2 separate regions of the Homo sapiens genome follow, and region 2 is linked to region 1. Evidence: read pairs that join two places in POLR2A ChIA-PET (ENCODE). Cell type or tissue: Panc1. All regions are shown on one strand. Links, peaks and the distances in the headings refer to the core of each region. The heading gives the core; the rest is flanking DNA.

Region 1 (5,376 bases), core at 1,377-5,376:
CATGTTGTCCCTAGGAAGACCTGCTGTCACATGGCTGAATGGAGTACTTACTGGCCAGCTGGCCTGCTCTCAAGCTTGGGGTCCTCTATAGCACACCCTACCCCAACTCAAGGGTCCTTGAACCCATCACTCAGGCCCTGGGCCCCATCCCTCAAGGGCAGTTGCCTGCAGAACTCTGCTCAGGCATGGGCATGGATTAGTGCCTGGGTCTGAAGTGCCCCCCAACCCTCTATGGGCACAGATGTGGGACCACCTGCCCAGCTTGGAGGCTGGTGAATCAGGCATGTCTCCGCTTCAGGAGTTCTCCCAGGACTGGGTTCAAAAGGTGTCTTCAGCAGCCCTGGGCACTGCTGCCCTGGAAGATGCTCCTGTGGAAGTGGCCCACTGCAGGGCCTTGGACAAAGTGGACCCCTGACTGAGGCTGTGAACTAAAAACAAAATTCTAAGCACCCCCAACCATCTGAATGGACCCCTCCTTTCAGCCAAGGACATTCCAAAGTTAACCTGAAAAACTAGTTCAGGCCATGACGGGAAGCAGGGGATTTGGACATGCCTCAGCATACCCTCCTTCTTTTGGAATTTAGGCACAACTGACCAGCATTGACATTAAAACAGAGACTACGTGTGTGTGAGACAGGGTCTGGCTCTGTTACCCAGACTACAGTGTTGTGGTGCGATCATGGCTCGCTGCAGCCTTGACCTACCAAGATTAAGTGATCCTCCCACCTCAGCCTCCCAAGTAGCTGGGACCACAGGCACACACCACCACATCTGGTAATTTTAAAATTTTCTTGTAGAGACAGGGTCTCACTATGTTGCCCAGGCTGGTCTTGAACTCCTAGGCTCAAGTGATCCTCTTGCCTCAGCCTCCTAAAGTGTTGGGATTACAGGCATGAGCCACTGCACCCAGCCTAAAACAGAGATCTCAAGGCCTTTGTAGCAATAAGACACTAAATTCCAGGCTGACTCTAGTATAGCATCATGACAGATAGCAGGCCCTGAAAGAACTCAAAGTATTTTACCCTAAAATATATTTCTTTGACATATTTTGGAATGGTCCTTTACAGCTGTCTGTTGTGGGGAAAATCTACATTCTGTAGAGAATCCCTTTCCCTTTCCAGGTCTTTTCCCTGATACAGGAAAGAATTAACTAAGAGTCTGGCACCTTTTTATGTCTGATAAGAAACATTTACAATCTATTCTCTCTGAAGCTGTCCACCTGGAGGCTTCATCTGCATAATAAGAACCTTGGTCTCCCAACTCTTATTTTAACCCAGACACTCCTTTCTATGGATTTCAGGTCTTTATTTTTTAGATGGAGTCTCACTTTGCCGCCTAGGCTGTAGTACAGTGGTGTGATCTTGGCTCACTGCAACCTCCGCCTCCCAGGTTCAAGCAATTCTCTTGTCTCACCCTCTTGAGTAGTGGGGATTACAGGAACCTGCCACCATGCCTAGCTAATTTTTGCATTTTTAGTAGAGACAGGGTTTCACCATGTTGGCCAGGCTGTCTCGAAATCCTAACCTCAGGCAATCCACCCACCTCAGCCTCCCAAAGTTCTGGGACTACAGGTGTGAGCCACCGTGTCTGGCCAGATTCCAGGTCTTTAGATGAACTCTTTCAACCAATCGCCAGTCAGAAAATCTGTGAATCCACTTATCATCTGGAAGCCTCCCCTCCCCGCCCTTCAAGATTTTCTGCTTTTCCAGGCTGAGCCAACAACAGTGTGAGCCACATGTTGTCAGGAGCTCCTGAGCCTGTGTCACGGGCATGTTATTGAAAACATCGACAAGTCTCAAACTGATTGAGACTTGTCTCAGATACTTTTTGGTTCACAAGGTCCCTTGGACAAGGCTTCCACCGTTGAGATTCTTTCTCAGCTGGAGAGAGGACCAGAGTCCTGCTTCCCAGGACTGGGGAGAGGATTGAATGGGATGTGTGGAGTCTCTTGGACCCCAGTACTCAAAGTGTGTTCCAAGCATGGGCTGCAAACTGTTGGCTACTGGCCATACCCAGAGGGTTCAGAAACGACAGCCTACATTTAGACCTAATTTTAGCAGTTTGAAAGAATCAATGTCTGTCTACGGAATTTAACAATTAAAGAAAACTTAGGGCTTGGATTTTGCATGTCATTTTAAAATTTCATTTTTTGGCAATTCATTTTTATTGCCTTGTATGAAAGTACAGGTCTTCAATGGATTGAAAAATTTAGCAAGACAGCAATGAGCCCTTTGTCACAGACAGATTTTGGGTTTTATTCTTTGTATGATGTGAAGCCATAGAGAGATGGGTGAGGGTGGCATGGGGTGTGTTACATTCAAGGCCTCTGATGAGGACTGGGGAACAGAGGAGGTTTTCTGGGTCTCCTCCTTCTGTGAGACAGGAATTGTTTTGAATCTGAAACTGCCTTTGCAAAATTATGACTAAGACAGTGAAAGAGATCTAACTTAATCAACTCCATCTTGCTTCTAACCTCTAAGCTGTCCTTGATCATTCCTGGGCGCAGGCTGAACTAACTTTCGGATAAACTTAGTTTATAATTTATAGTTTAAACAAAGACTATAACAGCCCTTTCCCAAAGCCGACCTCCTTCTTGCCGGGGGACTAGACTGCCTTTGTAGGACTAACATTAGCCACAAGATTAGAAATTACGGTTTAGGAGTCAGGCAGCTGGAGGCTACAAGATTCTGACCCTCCCTAAACTGCTCCTAAGAGCAGTGCTTGAGATATTTTGCAGAACCTGCACTTGATGGATCTGCTGGTACCACCCAGATCAATACACTGGCTCATCTGATCTTGTGACCCCCACCCAGGAACTGACTGAAAACAGGATGACAGGTCTGACTCCCTGTGATTTCATCCTTGACCAATCAGTACTCCTGGCTCACTGGCTTCCCCCCACCCACCAAGTTATCCATAAAAGCTCTGCTCCCCGAATGCTCAGGGAGATTGATTTGAGTAATAATCCGTGTGAATTATTCTTTCTCTTTGCAATTCCCCTGTCTCCATGAATTGGCTCTGTTTAAGCAGCAGGCAAGGTGAACCCCTTGGGTGGTTACAAATTTCCATGTGGAATTCTGCATCCAAGCAGATTCCAAACACAGCCTATGTGAGCGTACATGAAACTTCCCTGGGTTCCAGCAACACTCTCTGGGAAATGGAGGTGCTGTAGCCTCAAAGGGAGCCAAGCGTGGTCCTAGTGCTTCGGGCCCAGGGAGAGGTGAGAGCTGCTGTCCCCTGAGCCGGGGGCGTGCCTGCTACTCAGTTGCTCTGAAGAGTGGGAGACTGCAGTGGGGGAGCTTGGTGAAGGAGGCTCCTGCCTGCAGCTCCAACCACACATGGTTAGACAAGGAAGCTCAGATAACCAAGGGGAGTTTGCAGAAGTTCTTCTTAGCTCCACTCTATCACCTGTTTGTGCCTTAGGCAGGCACAAACCGTTGAGGCTGTGCTCCTCAGCTTCACCCTCACTCTTCCTGTGGCTCGCTTGCGAAGTATCAAAACATGTTTAAATTGTGAAAACATTTAATTCAAAATTAAATTTCAAAATCATAGACAAGACTGATATAACAGACAAGTGAAGACCCACAATTCTGTTTTACAGATGTTGTGACTTTACATGTGTACTTATATATATTTTTCTCTCTTAAAAGGAGGGAAGGAAGAAGGGAGAAAGGGAGGGGGAGAGAGAGAGAGAATGAACATTACTGAGGACTAAACTCTGACCTTTTTTCTCTCTTGCCCAAATTCCTATCTAAGGGACTGGGGAGTCATGCCTTACAGACCATAAAATCTCATCAGTTGGGTTTCATTTAACTGTATATAATGTGACTTACTTTCCAACCTGACTATGGCATAACATCACATGACAGATAAAGAAGGAAATCGGCCAGGTGCAGTGGCTCACACCTGTAATCCCAGCGCTTTGGGAGGCCAAGGCAGGTGGATCACTTGAGATCAGGAGTTGAAGACCAGCCTGGCCAACATGGTGAAACCCCGTCTCTACTAAAAATACAAAAATTAGCCAGGCATGGTGGTGGGCACCTGTAATCCCAGCTACTCTGGAGGCTGAGGCACAAGAATCAGTTGAACCTGGGAGGCGGAGGTTGTAGTGAGTCGAGATTGTACCACTGCACTCCAGGCTGGGTGACAGAGCGAGACCTCTGTCAAAAAAAAAAAAAAAAAAAAAAAAAAGGAAATCAAAATATTTTACCCCAGAATATGTTTCTTTGCCATATTTTGAAATGGCCCGCCATCTTTTGTGGGGGAAAATTTGCAGCTGTAAAGAGTTCTATTAACATAATAGAGCTTTCCCCTTCTAGGCCCTCCCACTGCTGAAGAGATTAGCTGAGAGTCTAGCACCTTTTAAAGACCTGAACAGGAAACATTTGCCATCTATTGTCTCTAAGGGTGGCCACCTAAGAGACATCATCTACATAATAAGAACTTTGAACTTCACAACTCCTTATCTTAACCCAGACACTTCTTTCTATTGATTCCAGGTTTTTGATAATAACTCTTTCAACCAATTGCCAACCAGAAAACCTTTGTATCCACCTATGTGACCTGTGGGCCACCCTCCCCACAATATGTCCCCATTTCCAGGCCGAACCAGTGTATACCTCACATGTATTGACTGATCTTTTACGTCTCCCTATAATGTATAAAGCCAAGCTCTAACCCAGTGCCTGGGCGCATGTTCTCGGGACCTCTTGAGACTGTGCCTTGGGCCATGATCATTCATATTTGGCTCAGAATAAATGTCTTTAAATGTTTCACAGAGTTTGACTATTTTTGTCAACATTATAGATACAGCTAACCATCTCCACTTTGAAGAGATGTATGTATTTATTTTGGATTTCCCTTGTTTTAGATTTTTCTATAAATAGTGTACTTACATTTATTTTTTTTTTTTTGAGATAGGGTCTCACTCTGTTGCCCAGGCTAGAGTGCAGCTCGCTGCATCCTTGACCTCCTTGGGCTCAAGTAGTCCTCCCACCTCAGCCTCCTAATACCTGGGACTACAGGTGCACTCCACCACACCTGGTTAATTTTTTGTATTTTTCATAGAGATGGGGCTTCACCATGTTGCCCAGACTCGTCTCAAACTCCTGGACTCAAGCAATCTGCCCGCTTTGGCCTCCCAAAGTGCTGGGATTACAAGTGTGAGCCACCACGCCTGGCTAGTGGCTTATTTTTTAATCCAGCAGTATGTTCTGAGGTTTATCCATGTTGATACAGGTGGCTTGGTTCATTTGTTTTAAGTGCTGTGTAGTATTTCATTATGTGAATAAACAAAAGCTTACCTATACTGTTTTGAATGAACTGTTTGTTGTTTCTGGTCTTCTACAGCATGAATGTGAATGTGAGCATTTTTGC
Region 2 (4,000 bases), core at 1-4,000, 150 kb after region 1:
ATTTTCAGCCTGTATAAAAATGTGGCTCCTGAAGCCCCCAAACATCGACCCCTCGGTGCTGGCTGGGCTGGCTGGGCGCCTCGTGCAGGCGCAGCTGGGCAGCCGTGGGGAACAGTTGGTGGGCAGCAGCCGGGAAGTCACGTCTGGAGGGCCCTGTGTGGGATGCCTCAGAGTTTCCCAGAGCTGGGTGGGGGTGGGGGCTCTCCTGAGCTGGGACCTTCTCCCATCTGGACCAGGGATGGCATTGACTCTCCCTTCCCTGCCCCTCCCCACCCCCACTGCCTTTGTTCACCTTGAGAACGCACACTTGTGCAGCCCTGCACAGCTCCCCTGCAGCCTGTGTGGGGCAAGGGCAGGGCCCTGGTGTCCAGCCCGGCTCTCAGGAACACCCTTGGCGATGCTGGGCAGGAAGCCCCTCCTCAGCTCCTCCCTTGGCAGATAAGGGTGGTGTCAATGGGCTCTCTACAGAGTCCGTCCTCTTTGGGTTGCCCTAGCATTGCTACAAACAGAGCATTCAGTAGGAAGGAACAGACCTTTTGCCCGAGTGACTTGGCCTGGATCTGAGAAAAACAGCCATCCTTCAGCCAGCAGGGACCATCCCCTGCTTCGTGGGGATGGCTGCTGTGTGTGGGCAGGCAGGGACAGCCCATCTGCCACGGCTGCCCAGTGGCGAGGTCCCTTGGGGACCCTGCCGAGAAGTGAGTGCAGGGCCTTACTGTGACCAGCTCACCAAGAGATGTTATCGGGCCTGAAGCAGGTCCCGAGGGGATTAGGCCATCTGGAGTGAGGGGCTGGCAGGGAAATTGCTTCTCGTTCACAGAAATGTTTAAGAAACAAATCCAGGAAAGGCCTGTTTTGGTTATTTTTTTTTTTGAATGACACAGTAACGTGTCAAACTTAATTTAAGAAACACCCTCAGATATTTTTATTTTTTTTTTGCATTGGATTTGCATTGAGATTTTTTAAAAATGCAAAAGGGCCTTTCTACTGGGCCTGAATCTTGCAAGATTTCTAACCCATTTCAGTCCTGTAAATAATTAGGTGCAATTGGTTGCTGAGACTGATTTTCCCAGACCCGTGGAGAAAGGCCCCAGCCGTGAGGGGCTCTGGGAACTTAGGGGACAGCACCTTATGGACACCCCTACTCAGGAAGGGATCATTGAAGAGATGCTTCTGGGCCTGGAACATTCTCCGCCATCTGGACCTTTCTGTATGCATAGAGGGGACCAGTGGGAACTGTGGGACAGAGGGAGGTCTGCACACCCTCCCTGGACACCATGAGGCCCATCTTGGGTCCCCTGAGTCCAGACCAGCCCCCAAGAAGCTCACAGTCTGGTAGGAAGCCGAGGAGGCAAACGAACAGGAACAGCCCTAAATAACTGCACAGTGCCCAGGCTGCCAGGAGAGTGTGTGGGCAGAGAAGGCTCCCAGAGCAGAAAAAGGATGCTCAAGGATGTATTCCAGGCCAGGGAGCAGCGTGTGCGGGGGCCGTGCGGAATGGCGCATTCTGCAAAATGCAATGTGGCGTCTGGCTGGGGGGCCACTCCGCACTCCCTGGCCTGGCTATGAGTCCAAGCCACCCAGGGGTGAGCTTCTGTAGAGCAGGAGTCCCTGGCTCTTCCCTGAGAGGGGACGTCATGGCCCCAGGTGTGGCTGGCAGAGGACCTGCAGGCTAGGGAAGAGGGCATGAGGTCGGCAGGTTAGAAGTGGCTGGGGAAGCACACGCAGGTCGCCTCTCTGTGGCAGTTGTCTCTTCTGTGAAGTTGAGACCGGTGGGGGAGATAAAGTACTAAGCACTGCAAATACAGAGATCCTTGGAGAAATCGAGTCACTGGAGTCTCCTCTAGGAATGGGGGGCTGCTGGGGTAGGGCCAGTTCCAGGCACGGAGGGGGCTGAGGGACACAGCAGGACAGGCTCCAGACCATCCCCAAGTGGCCTGAAGGTGACCTCGACCCCCTCAGCTGCCTTGTGTGTGTCCCTCCGGCCCTGGCCCAGAAAGGAGATGGTGCATGCCTGTTTCTAGACCTCTAGACCCCTCGTGGGGTCCCTGGGCTCTCTCTGCCAGGGACAAGCAGGGGCACCTTGCTCCCTTTACAACTCCCACTGTCCAGCGAGAGTTGGAGCTCGCTGAGTGCCACATGCCGTTAGGACCTAGGTGGGAGATGGGGGTGCCGAAGAGGGGATGGGGACTGTGGAGAAGTAGATGAAATTTCCCTAGGCTGGCTGGATGTGCCGCAAGTGTCTGAGCAGGGGCTAAGCCCACCCCCTTGAATCTCAGACGGAGCCACTGGGGCCCGGTGAGGCCCAACAATTGTCCCCAGAGCCTCAGAGTGCCTACAGGGCACAGTGGGAGGCAGCACTGAGCTGAAAGGAGCGTAATCTCTAAGCAGGTTTAACCTAAAATAGAGCCTGATAGCTCAATGACAGATGCTTAATTTGTCACAATATTTCTGTCATTATGCTGGGACAGATATTCTTGGTTTGTTCAAGAACAAGGTCTTTTTTTTTTTTTTTTTTTTTGAGTCATTATACAGCATAAAAGAGACCACACCCCAAACAAGATTGGGACAGCGCTGGGCCCCTGAGCCAAGCCAAGAGGAATCACCCCGCCCACACAACCACCCCGCCCACACAGCCTTCCCTTCCCGGAGCCACGAGCCACAACCAGGCCTACCTGGCTGGAAGAGGGGCTTCAGGGGCTGACTCCACCTGGGAGTGGGTGAGGGGAGGTGACCTCAAGCTCCTTTAAAGCCTTGCCTCTCAACTCCTCACTCCCAAATCCCTCCAAAGGAGATAAAATGACTCCTATAAAGATTAGAGATCATGCACCAGCATGAATGCATGTGAAAAGTGACAGGAACACAAATTCATGCGATGGGGGTCTCAGACTTTTGTCTACCACCAACTGAGAGTGATAAGGCCCAAGAGGGCCCCCTGCAGAGCTGCCTGCAAGAGATGTTGCTCTGCCTTCAAACGTCATGGGATGATGTGTGCTATTCAGCATACTCCTGTGTTTGTTTTCACTAGTTTGTAAAAGGCGTTTTCAAGCACTCACCATTGCCTGTGGAGTGTGGCTCACCCTCCCTGCCCACCCCAGAACACAGTTTGAGAACTAAGCTATTGAAGATGGACCCTTCCCCAAGCCCCAAGCCTAGCGCCTCTCCGTTTCTAGCCCAGCTAAGGGATGGGACCATAGCCCTGTAGCACTAGTGTGAGTGGGAGCCGGAGCCAGCCTGGCCTGCACCCCCACCCCCCAGCCAGGCACAGCCTGGAGTGGGAGGGCACCGCCTGAGAACCTGCAGGAGGAAGACCACTGGGGACGTCGCCAGAAATTGGCAGCCATGGAGACAGTGGCCCTTCCCCTCGGTGAGGCCCTGAATAGCCTTGCTAGTTCCTGCCCCCTGTATAGCCCACAAGGCCAGTCTCACCAGGGAAAATGGGACACTGCATCCCAGGCCCATGGGGACAGAGGGGTGCTGCCCGCTGGGCCTGGCTGGGCTGGCTGGGGTGGCTGCACCCAGGGGTCAGAGTTCATCTTCGGCCTTTCTCTGCAGGGTCAGGCCTGGGAGGTGCTGGCCACCACAGTCATAGTCCAACCAGCTCAGCCAGCAATGTCCAGAGTGACGCTGGCTTCATGCCACGGGACAAGGCCAGTGGTCAGGGTGGTGCCTTCCTGGGAAATGGCTCTTTTTTGGAGAGACAGCCATGATAGAATGACTTTGCAAGCTGGAAGGGCTGGGATGGGGCTGGGGTTGGGGTGGAGGTGGGGGCGAGGGTACTTAGAAAGCAATGAACAGCATCTGGTGGGGACTCACACCTGTGTTCACGCAGTGGGCACCTGTGGGCAGCTTGGCCAAATAGCCCCGAGAGACCAAGCAACTTTCCTGCCCAATGAAATGCAATCTGCTTTCTTCCTTTTCTCTAGTCATTATTTATTCATTTGAAAGATGCTTTTATGATAGAAATTCAGGGCTGCACACAGGCGTCTCTAATGAGGGC

Evidence for each region. ChIA-PET counts read pairs that join two places held together with the same protein. Peaks named below come from ENCODE experiments on the same cell type or tissue, not always from the same donor. Only the 100,000 strongest peaks of a DNase experiment are listed, where the experiment ranks them.
Region 2: POLR2A ChIA-PET joins it to region 1 with 12 read pairs; 2 of 35 experiments call an interaction of 5 or more read pairs at or near these places.

The regions. Positions count from the first base shown.
Region 1 is chr15:31,152,031-31,157,406 of GRCh38, forward strand. It overlaps a transcript of TRPM1 not described here. Among named protein-coding and RNA genes, the nearest start is that of TRPM1, 53 kb to the left of the region's middle. In Panc1, for the core only: no CTCF peak of the experiment used is centred there; no DNase peak of the experiment used is centred there.
Region 2 is chr15:31,300,931-31,304,930 of GRCh38, forward strand. No RefSeq gene overlaps it. Among named protein-coding and RNA genes, the nearest start is that of KLF13, 24 kb to the right of the region's middle. RefSeq lists enhancers at 1,341-2,023, 2,260-2,562, 2,657-4,000. In Panc1, for the core only: no CTCF peak of the experiment used is centred there; no DNase peak of the experiment used is centred there; H3K27ac peaks cover 496 bases.